Linked DNA regions of Homo sapiens: regions 1 and 3 are each linked to region 2. The links are chromatin loops, found by intact Hi-C in ENCODE. Cell type or tissue: CD14-positive monocyte. All regions are shown on one strand.

Evidence for each region. Peaks named below come from ENCODE experiments on the same cell type or tissue, not always from the same donor. Only the 100,000 strongest peaks of a DNase experiment are listed, where the experiment ranks them.
Region 1: it touches region 2 in a loop (2.4-fold over the local background); 13 of 110 quality-filtered maps call a loop at or near these places.
Region 3: a loop joins it to region 2, with 2.6 times the contacts of the local background. A loop is called at or near these places in 5 of 110 quality-filtered maps.

The regions. Positions count from the first base shown.
Region 1 is chr6:10,596,375-10,600,374 of GRCh38, forward strand. The region is part of intron 3 of GCNT2 (glucosaminyl (N-acetyl) transferase 2 (I blood group)); the gene reads left to right. Among named protein-coding and RNA genes, the nearest start is that of GCNT2, 77 kb to the left of the region's middle. RefSeq lists an enhancer at 1-545. In CD14-positive monocyte, no CTCF peak of the experiment used is centred here; DNase peaks (open chromatin) are centred at 1,797 and 2,227; H3K4me3 peaks cover 1,434 bases; H3K27ac peaks cover 3,877 bases.
Region 2 is chr6:10,529,430-10,533,429 of GRCh38, forward strand. GCNT2 (glucosaminyl (N-acetyl) transferase 2 (I blood group)) reads left to right here. Exons shown (of 5, transcript NM_145649.5): 3 at 1-407. Among named protein-coding and RNA genes, the nearest start is that of GCNT2, 10 kb to the left of the region's middle. In CD14-positive monocyte, no CTCF peak of the experiment used is centred here; DNase peaks (open chromatin) are centred at 2,302 and 2,732; H3K4me3 peaks cover 4,000 bases; H3K27ac peaks cover 4,000 bases.
Region 3 is chr6:10,635,849-10,639,848 of GRCh38, forward strand. No RefSeq gene overlaps it. Among named protein-coding and RNA genes, the nearest start is that of C6orf52, 57 kb to the right of the region's middle. In CD14-positive monocyte, no CTCF peak of the experiment used is centred here; no DNase peak of the experiment used is centred here.

The DNA.
Region 1 (4,000 bases), 67 kb after region 2:
GCCAGGCGTGGTGGTGCATGCCTGTAATCCCAGCCACTCAGGAGGCTGAGGCAGGAGAATCACTTGAACCCAGGAGGCGGAGGTTGCAGTGAGCTGAGATTGCGCCACTGCACTCCAGGCTGGGCAAGAGAGTGAGACTCCATCTCAAAAAAAAAAAAGATTTCCATTCTCTTGGCCTCCGTTTTTCTGGAGGAAAAATGGGAAGGAGTATGGTACTAAGAGTAGAAGATTGGTTAGTGGGGTACACTGGTATCCCACTGTATGGTTAGTGGGGTACACTGTTTCCTGTGTATCCCTCTAACCATTAAAGTTCCCTTGTTTTCATCTCTTCTCCAGACTGAATATTCTGTTTCCTCTATTAAAAAAAAAAAAGACAATGAGTCCAAAGTATGTTTGAATATAGAATTGACACGATGATATTTTGCCTTCAGCCAAATCTGAATGTATTTTCCATTACTGCGTATTCTCACAGAGGCTTCTCTATGAGATTCATTGTTGTTAATTTTTCACATCTGTAATTTAATTTGAGATGCCTCAGTTATTAAGTTATTAAGCCTCGTTACTTTGCATGAGGTCTTTGATCTTGCAGCGTGATGTGGATGAAAGAATACAAACTTTGGAATAGGACAGATCTTTTGAATCCTAGGCCTCACTACTTAACAGCTTGTCAGTCACTGAACAAGTTATTTAACCAAACTGAGCCTCAGTTAATTTTGGTTTTAGGACATTAAAGAAAGTTTTTAAGGTGTTTGAGAATTTATTAGAAAGTAGGAATTGCCTTTTTTTTTTTTTTTTTTTTGAGACACGATCTTACTCTATCACCCAGGCTGGAGTGCAGTGGCATGATCTCGGCTCACTGCAACCTCTGCCTCCTGGGCTCAAGCAATTCTCGTGCCTCAGCCTTCCGAGTAGCTGGGACTACAGGTGTGCCCTACCATGCCAGGCGAATTTTTTGTATTTTTAGTAGAGACGGTTTTGCCATGTTGCCCAGGCTGGTGTCAAACTCCCGAGCTCAAGCAATCTGCTTGCCTCAGCCCCCCAGAGTGCTGGGATTATAGGTACTAGCCACCACGCCCGGCCAGGAATTGTCTTAATTCAACTTCCACCCCATAAAATATATCTGGAATTGGTCTGGAGACAGTCTTATAGCAGTGACTACGACTTGCTAACATTTCTTTTCAAAGATATTTGTAAAAGGGCTAGAAGAATCTCTGGGTGTCTCCAAGGCTATGAGGGTTTTTGTTGTTGTTGTTGTTTTGCTTTTTTTGTTAGAGATGGGGTCTCACTCTGTTGCCCAGGCTGGTCTTGAACTCCTGGGCTCAAGCAATCCTCTCACCTTGTCCTCCCAGAGTGCTGGGATTATAGGCGTGAGCCACCACGCCTGGCCAGGATGTGAGTGTTGATGACCCCAGAAGACACTAAGGATTGGAACAGTAGCTCATGAACTTTGACTTTTTAAACACTTCACACTGCACAGTTAAAAACAGTAGAATACTAAGCAAATGGAAAGTAAGGATTATGAGCCATGCGTGAATGTTTAATTTTCTTTTTTTAAAAAAGTGCTTTCGAGTACTGTGTAAGAGAGGCTAGTGACTTAGATACCCACACTATACAATTCTGTTCTAAATTTTAACCTTTGTCTGTAGATAACTGTTTGGCCTTGGGCATGTCACTTAACCTCTCTGGGCCTCAGTTTCCTCATGTGTAAAATGAGGAAATTGGGCTAGGTCATCTCCGAAGAGATTCCTGTATTATTTTGCTTTAACTCTGGAGCATGCAGTGAAAAAAGCAGAAGTATTTGAGGCAGGCAGACTTAGGTTTTGTTTCCCTGCTGTCAGATCTTGAGCAATTAACGTATCTTAACATGGGCTTCCGGTGACTTATCTGTAAATTGAGGACAATACCAATTTCATGAGATTGTTGTGAGAGTTACAGACTATGGGGGTATATCTCCCCTCTCAGCCATTGTTAATTCAGTTATCACCTCCATCTCTCCCCCTTCTCCCTCTCCACGGTATATTAATGTCATGACATTCCTATTTATATTACACCGTGGACAGTAGGATTAATGAAACAATGGCCTCTGGGCATTGAATTTCTCTCTTTGTCACGGTCACTGTGTCCACATCTGGATGCCAACCACCACTACTGCTACAATGTAGAACTCAGGCCAGCCACCCTAGGCAGTGTGTGGGGGTGATTTTTGTGCTGTAAAATTCTGACCAAAGGAGGAAACTGAGTACCAAGTACTTACACAATATCTTCACCTCTCTGATTGTTCTTAATGTAGCACATTTCCCCTTGTTTCCAAGAGTATTTTCTCGATGTGCCCAGGGACGCTGAGCTGGACAAGGCTAGTGTAGTGTATTCAGTGCTGGGGAGGGAAGGGGCCCTCTGGAGCCGGATCATTTGGCTTCCAATCCAGCTTTGCAGATTCCTAGTGTGTGTGACGTGAGGCTAATTATGTTCTCTCTCTGATTCTCAGTTTCTGTATATGTAAAATGGAGATACTAACATTACCTACCACTGTGCAAATGAAATGTATGAATACATATCAAGTGCCTGGAATGGCGCATGGTGCCTAGTAAGTGTAAATAAGTGTTGTATTTATTCCACCCAATTGCCCTCGTTAAGGGGAAAATTAGCAATGAACAATTTCCCCTTGTTAAGGTGCTAGAAAAAATGCAGTCCCCCAAAGTGCCATTACAAAGGGTCTGGAAGATTTTCTGAAACTCAGACAAAAGCAGCTTGAATTCCCTCCGTCCCTCAGCTTCCCATAGTACCAGAGCTCATCCTGCACAAGGAATGAGAGGAGCAGAGTAACTAAGAATCTGGCATTGGTGAGTGGGATCGATTGTACCAGGTGCGCTGTTCACAGGCGCGTCAGTCCACGTACTGCAACGCTAGGAAACACAGGGAGCCAACAGCAATCCCAGGCCAGTGTTAACTGACTCTTGAAAAGAGAAAACCTAACAATTCCCAAATAACCTGAATCTTCTCTGTGTCTACCTCAGTAAAATATGTGGTGTTGTTTCCACCAGAATGAGGGAGCACCTGAACCAGACTGAAACCGGGTGTTTCAGTGAGAGGCATCTTGCCCATCTCCCTATCAGCTTCCATCTATTGTATCCCAGCGGAGGTAAGAGCAGGAGACAGTGTGCCGTATGAATTAGACATGAGGCCATGTACCTTCAGAGTCCGCCAGTGGTCCCCAGAGAATTGAGAGCTATGGTAGAATGAAGACGGTAGCTTCCCCTCTCTCCAAGAGTAGGGGGCTCACATCATGGCTTCTTGTAGCTTACGATCTTGGACAGATCTTTTCAATTCTCCACACTGGGTTTTCTCAGCCAAGGAATGATAATAACTGCTAATCTCATGGTGGCAAAGGAGGAGAAGGCACATGCTGTGAGCCATGAATTATGAACTCTTTAATAACTTATAACTCATTAATTCTAAAGCCAAGAGCATCACTCCTGGCACATAGAAAGAGGAAGGTTGTGGTGATGAAGTTTTTTTGAGTGGAAGATATGAAAGAAGCAGAAACTCAGGCTCCTTCAGGAATAACAGAATGATTTTGTGAAGTGGAATGTGTAATCCTGTGCTGGGGTTGGAAGGGATACTCTCATCATTTAAAGTGGAGAAACCAGGCACAGGGAGACGAAATGATTTGTCTGTGTTGCATGATTTAGCAGCTGAACCTGGCCACAAAGATAAGACTTTTAAGTCCTTCAAGACAATAATCTTTCTATATTTAGTGCTTCTTATAATTTCTTTCTGAAATGTCATAGATATCTGAGCAAAGGGGCAGTATGAATATTTTGGTGTCTATACTAATACTGAAATTTGGGTTTCAATGACAGGATTCTTAAAAAGTGTTCAGAATTTATGGGAAAAGAGTGCATATCAATATTACATCAAAGTCTTATAGGTATACTATATAATACAGTTTTTGAAATGTATACATTTACCATAAAGGAGATCCGTTCTGTTTTACATTGTT
Region 2 (4,000 bases):
CCTGGAAGACCTTGTGGCCTCTGAAGTTCCCTGGAAGTATGTCATCAACACCTGCGGGCAAGACTTTCCCCTGAAAACCAACAGGGAAATAGTTCAGTATCTGAAGGGATTTAAAGGGAAAAATATCACCCCCGGAGTGCTGCCTCCTGACCACGCTGTTGGACGGACTAAATACGTCCACCAAGAACTGTTAAACCACAAAAATTCCTACGTGATTAAAACAACAAAATTAAAAACTCCTCCTCCTCATGACATGGTGATTTACTTTGGCACGGCCTACGTGGCTCTCACAAGGGACTTTGCTAACTTCGTCCTCCAAGACCAGCTCGCACTTGACTTACTCTCCTGGTCCAAGGACACCTACAGCCCCGACGAACATTTCTGGGTGACACTCAACAGGATTCCCGGTATGTACGTCTCTTAACTTTTATTTTTACGAATAAACACTGCATGGTCAATACTAAATAAGTTGCTTTGAAAAGAGTGGAAAAAATGGGACAAACTTCTTTACGGTTTTAAATGTCAAATTAAAAAAAAAATTTCATCTGTAAAATGGTAAAATGGAGATGTGTTATATCACCCACTCTTGTGAACCGCTCTGTTCACAGGACAAAAGACCGAAGGAACACTGGCCATATAAATAAAAACGTGACCGAGCACAGTGGCTCAAGCCTGTAATCACAGCACTTTGGGAGGCGGAGGCAGGTGGATCACTTGAGGTCAGGAGTTTGAGAGCAGCCTGACCAACATGGTGAAAACCTGTATCTACTAAAAATACTAAAAAAATTAGCCAGGCGTGGTGGTGCATGCCTGCAATCCCAGCTACTGGAGAGGCTGAGGCAGGAGAATCGCTTGAACCCAAGGGGCGGAGGTTGCAATGAGCCAAGATTGTGCCACTGCACTCCAGCCTGGGTGACAGATCGAGACTCCATCTCTAAATAAATAAATAAATAAAATGTAAACCTTATTCTCCTTTAAGCGCAACGCATTTAAAATCAGGAATATGTATTATAAATAAAATTTGAATGACAATTTGAAGATTTCATAATATTTTTGTCTCTGTTGAAGCTCCCATCCTTTTGAAATGGGAGCAAGATACAACTTTCAAATTTTTTATTTGCAAGCTCTTTTCTGGTCTTGAATCAAAAATCTAAAGCATGGCCAGGCATGGTGGCTCACGCCTGTAATCCCAGCGCTTTGGAAGGCTGAGGCAGGAGGATCTCTTGAAGCCAGGAGTTTGAGACCAGCCTGGGCAACATAGTGAGACACTGTCTCTATTTTTTTTCAAGAAGTTAAAACAAACAAACAAACAAAAAAACCTTATTGCACCTTAAAGATTTCTAGGCTGAGCGCAGTGGCTCACACCTGTAATCCCAGCACTTTGGGAGGCTGAAGTGGGCGGATCACAAGGTCAGGAGTTCGAGACCAGCCTGGCCAACATGGTGAAACCCCGTCTCTACTAAAAATACCAAAAATTAGCCAGGCGTGGTGGCGCATGCCTGTAATCCCAGCTTCTCAGAAGGCTGAGGCAGTAGAATCGCTTGAACCCAGGAGGCGGAGGTTGCAGTGAGCCAAGATCACGTCATCGCACTCCAGCGGAGACTCTGTCTCAAAAAAAAAAAAAAAAAGATTTCTAGACTAGTACCTCCATTTTATAGATGAAGAAACTTCAATGTGATTACATGATGTGCTCAAATCCCACAGCTAGTAAGCAAATGCACCAATTATAAACCAGGTCTCCTAAGCCTGATGTTCTTTTTAGGTTGACTTTCAATAAGGTCTCAATTGTTGCTAAATCAATTCCATCTCTCCTTTGGTCCAAGTTCCAAATGATTTTTGAATAATCTCAAGTTGTTTATAGTGAACCAATTTAGTCCTGCTAGTTCAATTCAAAATAAGAATTCATATTTGCAGTTCAAAGGAAAAAGTAACTGGAACCTGTATGAAGATCACAGTCCTGGTTTCTTTGGATTGCTGGTTCAACCCTGGATGCACATTACGATCATCTGGGGCTTCTAAAAATAACTAAGCCAGGGCCTGTTTCCCTCCTTGGGGCAAGACCTAACTATTGATATTTGTACAGCTTCCAAGTGATTCTCATGTACAGCCAGGGGTGTAAACCATTGCAGGTGCTTGTTTTAGATATTGGCATACAAAGCTTCATAGGCTTAGAATTCTCTTTAAGTCTGTGATTTTCTCAGAGCCAGAAGGGGAAGTATAGTGATCAAAAGAAATTAGGGCTCAGGAAAGTCTGGTGGGGAAAGCACAGAGCTGTTTAAATAGAATTGTAGTGTCCAGAGTAAGGGAAGTGAAAGCCTCACTTCTCTCCCATGTGCTTGGAGTAGGATGTAGACTCTTCAGGTCTGGCCACCCTACTATACGGGGAGACATTGACACAGCAGTTCCAAAGAGAGCAGCCAGGGAGGTAAAAAGGCCAATCCCCACTTTTTTTTTTTTTTTTTTTTAGAGAAGACCAAGACAAAGAAAAAGGATAATTGATTTGGAAAAGACTTGAAGAGGGATCGGTGTCTTTACCTAATTAAAAGATTTGCTCAGGAAAGAGAAATTAGACCAACTCTGTCGTTTTGGAAGTAGAATCTAGGGCCAGCGGGTGGGAGATGAGAACACATGGAGCTGGGAATAAAACGGGCAGCTTCCTCAATGGTGAGCAAAGCCAAGGGAAGCAGGGCTGGGGAAGTGCTGCTGAGGAAACCTCAAGGATTGGACCGGATGGCCTCCGAGTCCCTTCCCACTCTCAGAGTCTGTGATCCTAATCAGGGGACTCAACAGAAACTTAAGGGAAACCCCCTGACTTCTCGACTCGATGTATCTATTGGAGCTGGATTTTTACACCCCGTGTTAGCAGTAACAGATTGGCAAAGCAATAGAAAACAAATGCACCAATTCATGTTTTTCAGAAACTTAACAAAAGTTAGCCCCTGAAGTCATTTCTGTGTTATGTGTGTGGAGGAACACTGCCGGAGGACCCTGACCAGCTCTGCCAACTCTTTTTTTTCTTTTTTTGGATCTCACTCTGTCATCCAGGCTGGAGTGCAGTGGCACAATCACGGCTCACGGCCTCAACCTCCCAAAGTGCTGGGATTACAGGTGTGAGCCACACAGCACCCAGCCCGTGCTGGTCTTGACCTCCCAGGCTCAAGCCTTCCAAGAGGCTGGGACTACAGGCATGTGCCCCCATGCCTGGCTAACTTTAACTTTTGTAGAGACGAGGTCCTGCTGTGTTGCCAGTGCTGGTCTTGAACTCCTGGGCCCAAGCGATCCTCCTGCCTCAGCCTCGTGAGCCACCACATCGGGCAAGCCCTGCCAACTCTTTCCTGACCTGAGGCAGGGCTGAATGTAGGAGGTTAGGGAATTAGAAACCTAAGGGTTGTCTTGTTTAATTATTATTCCGGCTATGTGGAGATCTGAGCCATTTTCCGTTGTAAGGGTCCTTCTGGTTGATGTGTATATGTTGTGGTTTTTGCTTTTTTTTTTTTTTTTTTTTGGCAGGTGTGCGAGGGACATTTTGAGATTGTTCCAATTCATTGTCATGATTGAGGGATTATGATTAGGATTCTGTAAAGTAACTAGTCCAGGCCAGGTGTGGTGGCTCACGCCTGTAATCCCAGCACTTTGGGAGGCTGAGCTGGGTGGATCGCCTGAAGTCAGGAGTTCAAGACCAGCCTGGCCAACATGGTGAAACCTATCTCTACTAAAAATACAAAAATTAGCCGGGTGTGGTGGCACGTGCCTGTAATCCCAGCTACTCGGGAGGCTGAAGCAGGAGAATCACTTCAGCCTGGGAGGCGGAGGTTGCAGTGAGCCAAGATCCTGCCACTGCACTCGCGTCTGGGCGACAGAGTGAGACTCCATCTCAGAAATAAAAATTTAAAAAAAAATTAGTCCAGAAAAACATCTCACAGCTGAAGTGGTCTCATGGGAAGGGAGAACAGCACTGCCCAATAGGAATGCTATAATGGGAGCCATAGATCTAAAATCA
Region 3 (4,000 bases), 110 kb after region 2:
CTGGCTTCCTCTGACCTCCCAATCTGGACATTGTCTCTATGGGCCTGTTGTCTGCGTTTATCTTACCTGGAAACTCTCTTCCTTGTTATGATGTTGAATCTTACATTCCATAGAATCTACATTATCTATCTTTTATATCTATCTTTATCTATCTTTGAATATTTAAGAATTAAATAATACGAACTCACACATGTGCTTCAAAATAATCTGAGGGTAGATGGGGAAGTGAATCATGATTAGTTTATAATTATTGATACTGGATGATAGGTATGTCAGAGTTAATTATTGCTCTACAATTTTCGTGTGTTTAAAATCTTCTATAGTAAAAAGAATTTAAAACCTTAATAGCTGTTTCATTTTTTGAAGTTATTGTAAATAGGATAGTAATTTCTGTTATGTTTTTCTGATTATTTTACTTTGTTTATTGATTTTTGTATATTATTTTTAAATTCAGCCATATTGCTAAATTCTCTTATCCTTTTTTTTTTTTTTCTTTTTTTGAGACGGAGTCTAGCTCTGTTGCCCAGGCTGGAGTGCAATGGCACAATCTCGGCTCACTGCAACCTCCGCCTCCCAGGTTCAAGCAATTCTCCTGCCTCAGCCTCCCAAGTAGTTGTGATTACAGGTGCACGCCACCACACCCAGTTAATTTTTGTATTTTTAGTAGAGACGAGATTTTACCATGTTGGTCAGGCTGATCTCAAACTCCTGACCTCAGGTGATCCGCCCACCTTGGCCTCCCAGACTGCTGGGATTATAGCTGTGAGACCGGCCTGTCTTATCCTTTTTAACAGTTTTCTAGTTGATTCTCTTGGATTTTTCATGTATTCAATTATATAATGTGCAAATAAATGATAAATTAACCTAACTTCCAAAGGTGAGGTACATTTGTTTATCTAATTTGTTAACAACTACTTTCAGAATAATAGTATTGATAATGGTAATCCTCTTATTCTTAACTGTAATAAGAAACTTTCTAGGTGTGTGTTTGGTGAGTGCATACTTGTTTGTTGGGGATGGGAAGGGAGCCTTTAGCATCTTTCTCTACTTTTTCCAAGTCAATTGTCTACTTAGAGTTTTCATCTCTTCTGGAGTTGGTTTTTGATGAATTATATTTCCCTGGAAAATTATTCATTTCATGTAGATTTTCACATTTATTTTCAGAGTTGAACATATGCATCTCTTATAAATCTTTTAAATTCTTTATATATCTACCGTTAATTTCCTACTTATCAATTCTTATTTTGTGTAACTGTGATTTTTCTCTTTTTCTTTAAAAAATTAGCTCAGCTAACAGTTTCTTGCTGTTTGTTTCAATTCAAAGACCCAACACTCAGATTTCACTTATTCATTCTGCCATTTTTTTCTTTGCAAATGTATTAATTTCCAGTTATTATTAATTCTTCATTTTGCTTTTATGAACTTTGTTTTGGTATTCTTTTTCTAACATTTGCTGGTAGATGTTTGTTTCTTTTTCTTTTATTCCTCCTTGTTTATTAATTATTTAAAGCTGTAATTTTCTTCTGGTCACTGCATTAGGTACGAGATTCTCATAAGTTCTAAGTAGGCTTTTCATCACTATTTTCTAGATATTGTACAATTTTAATTTCAGCTTCCTCTTTGACCAAAGAGTTGTGTGAGAAAAAAAGGTGTTTTTTGTTTTGTTTTGTTTTTTGGTTTTTGGTTTTTTTAAGACAGAGTCTTGCTCTATCGCCCAGGCTAGAGTACAATGGTGCGATCTCAGCTCACTGCAACCTCCACCTCCCAGGTTCAAGCGATTTCCTGCCTCAGCCTCCCAAGTAGCTTGGGATTACAGGCACCCGGCACCACGCTCGGCTAATTTTTGTATTTTTGGTAGAGATGGGGTTTCACCATATTGGCCAGGGTGGTCTCAAACTCCTGGCGTCAGGTGATCTGCCTGCTTCAGCCTCCCAAAGTGCTAGGATTATAGGCATGACCCACTGCACCCAGCCAAAAAAAAAAAAAAGTTTTTTTAAAGTGTCAGGTGGCATTTAAAAAATTTCTGGTGTGTGTGTGTGTGTGTGTGTGTGTGTGTGTGTGTGTGTGTTTAAATTAGTATTTAATTTTTCTCTTTTATTCCATTTGATCACAGAATGTTATCCGTATTATTTCTACTTCGCGGAAGTTGTTTGCTCTGTGGCTGCATCTATGATCAGTTTTAGCAAATGTTTTATGGACACTTGAAAAAAACATGTATTCTTGGTTTTCAAGGTATAAAATTCTACATATATTCATATAAATTAACATGCCTTATTTGGTATGTTTTAGGTATTATAACTTTTTTGTAATCTGTTTATTGGCTCTGTCAATGCTTAATTAAAGGGAAGTTAAGCCTACTAGAACTTTGTTTCTCTTCCTCTTGCAGCATCCTTCCCCTGGGTTGTTGTTGTTGTTGTTTTGAGACAGAGTCTCGCTCTGTCACTCAGGCTGGAGAGTGCGGTGGTGCGATCTAGACTCACTGCAACCCCTACCTCCCGAGTTCAAGCGATTCTCCTGCCTCAGCCTCCCGAGTAGCTGGGATACAGGTGCCCACCACCATGCCCAGCTAATTTTTGTATTTTTAGTAGAGACAGGGTTTTGCCATGTTGGCCAGGCTGGTCTCAAACTCCTGACCTCAGGTGATCCGCCTGCCTCGGCCTCCCAAAGTGCTGGGATTACAGGCGTGAGCCACCACGCCTGGCCCTTCTCCTGCCTTTCTAACAACAATTATGAGCTGGCAAAGAAGAATTTCAGGATCCAGCTCCGATCACAAAGGAGGATACATTTACAGCTGAAAGGATTTTTACAGGATCCAGCTCCATGATCACAAAGGAGGATACATTTACAGCTGAAAGGCAACAAGTTAGTAACTGGCACAGTCCACCCCTTTGGCTATTGTTTCCATTTGTATCCCTACAGGAATTTGGACTTCCATATAACAACAAAACAACTCTGTTTCCACCTGGGACACATCTACCCTTTGTGCAAGTGGGAAAGTTGTCATACTTTCTCTTAAACTAGGAGACACTCAATCTCAAAAGTCATTCTATCCATTGCTGGCTATATGAATGAATTACTCCTCCAATGTAGTCCAGTCCAACAGAATATTCTGTTACCTAAAGAATAAATAATAGAGTTAACCTCCCATAACCAGTATATAAAATAACAATGGGAAGAAGGAAAATTAGAAATGGTTAGCATATATAAATATATACAAGCAAAGCTACTATAGTCCTCACTTTTATAATTGGCCACAAGATCAATTATAAAATCATATCTATGACTTTCTTCTTCCACTTCCCATTCCAGATTTCCCTTGCCTCAGCCAGACCTCAGCTGGTCAAGTTTCTTTACCCGGTGGGGTGACCCAAATTATCTTCCCTGAAGTGTATGAGTCTTCAATAGCCTTGCCTCTTTCTGGTTGCTGTAGTTTTCCATTAACCTTTACTATTAAGCATGGAAGTACTAAGAGATGCCCCCACCAGAGAATTCCATAGTCCACCTTGCCTCCGCTCAGTATGCATTTTCCTCTTGAAGATTTGGATCAATCACTCCAGCCAGTAGAGTGAAACTTATTTCTTCTCCCTGTTGGTTAAGTGGTGCGAGCACTTCAGAATGGCCAAGTGGCAACATCATCTTTGCATTCGATGGCTCCACTGTTGTGCCTCCTGGTGACCACACTTCCCTCCTTGGAAACTAAGATCTTCAGATCAGCAGAGCCCAGAGTTGTAAGAATAGGAAGCAAAATTCTGTGCATGGGTTTTATGAGCCACTCCTACTTTCAGTCCTTCATTCCCAGACCCTTGTGTTCTAGCTATAGAGAAGATAGCACCATAGGTGTGGTCTCTGGTTCAAAGCATGTACTGTATCCTTAGACAAAGTATATGTGGCACCCAAGGACAGTGGTGAAGGAAAATCCTCCAATAAGCAGTACTTCAAGTCATATATTTGGTAGTCTACTTTGGAAAGAGAAAGATCCATTCTTTTAGGGAGTTGTCTC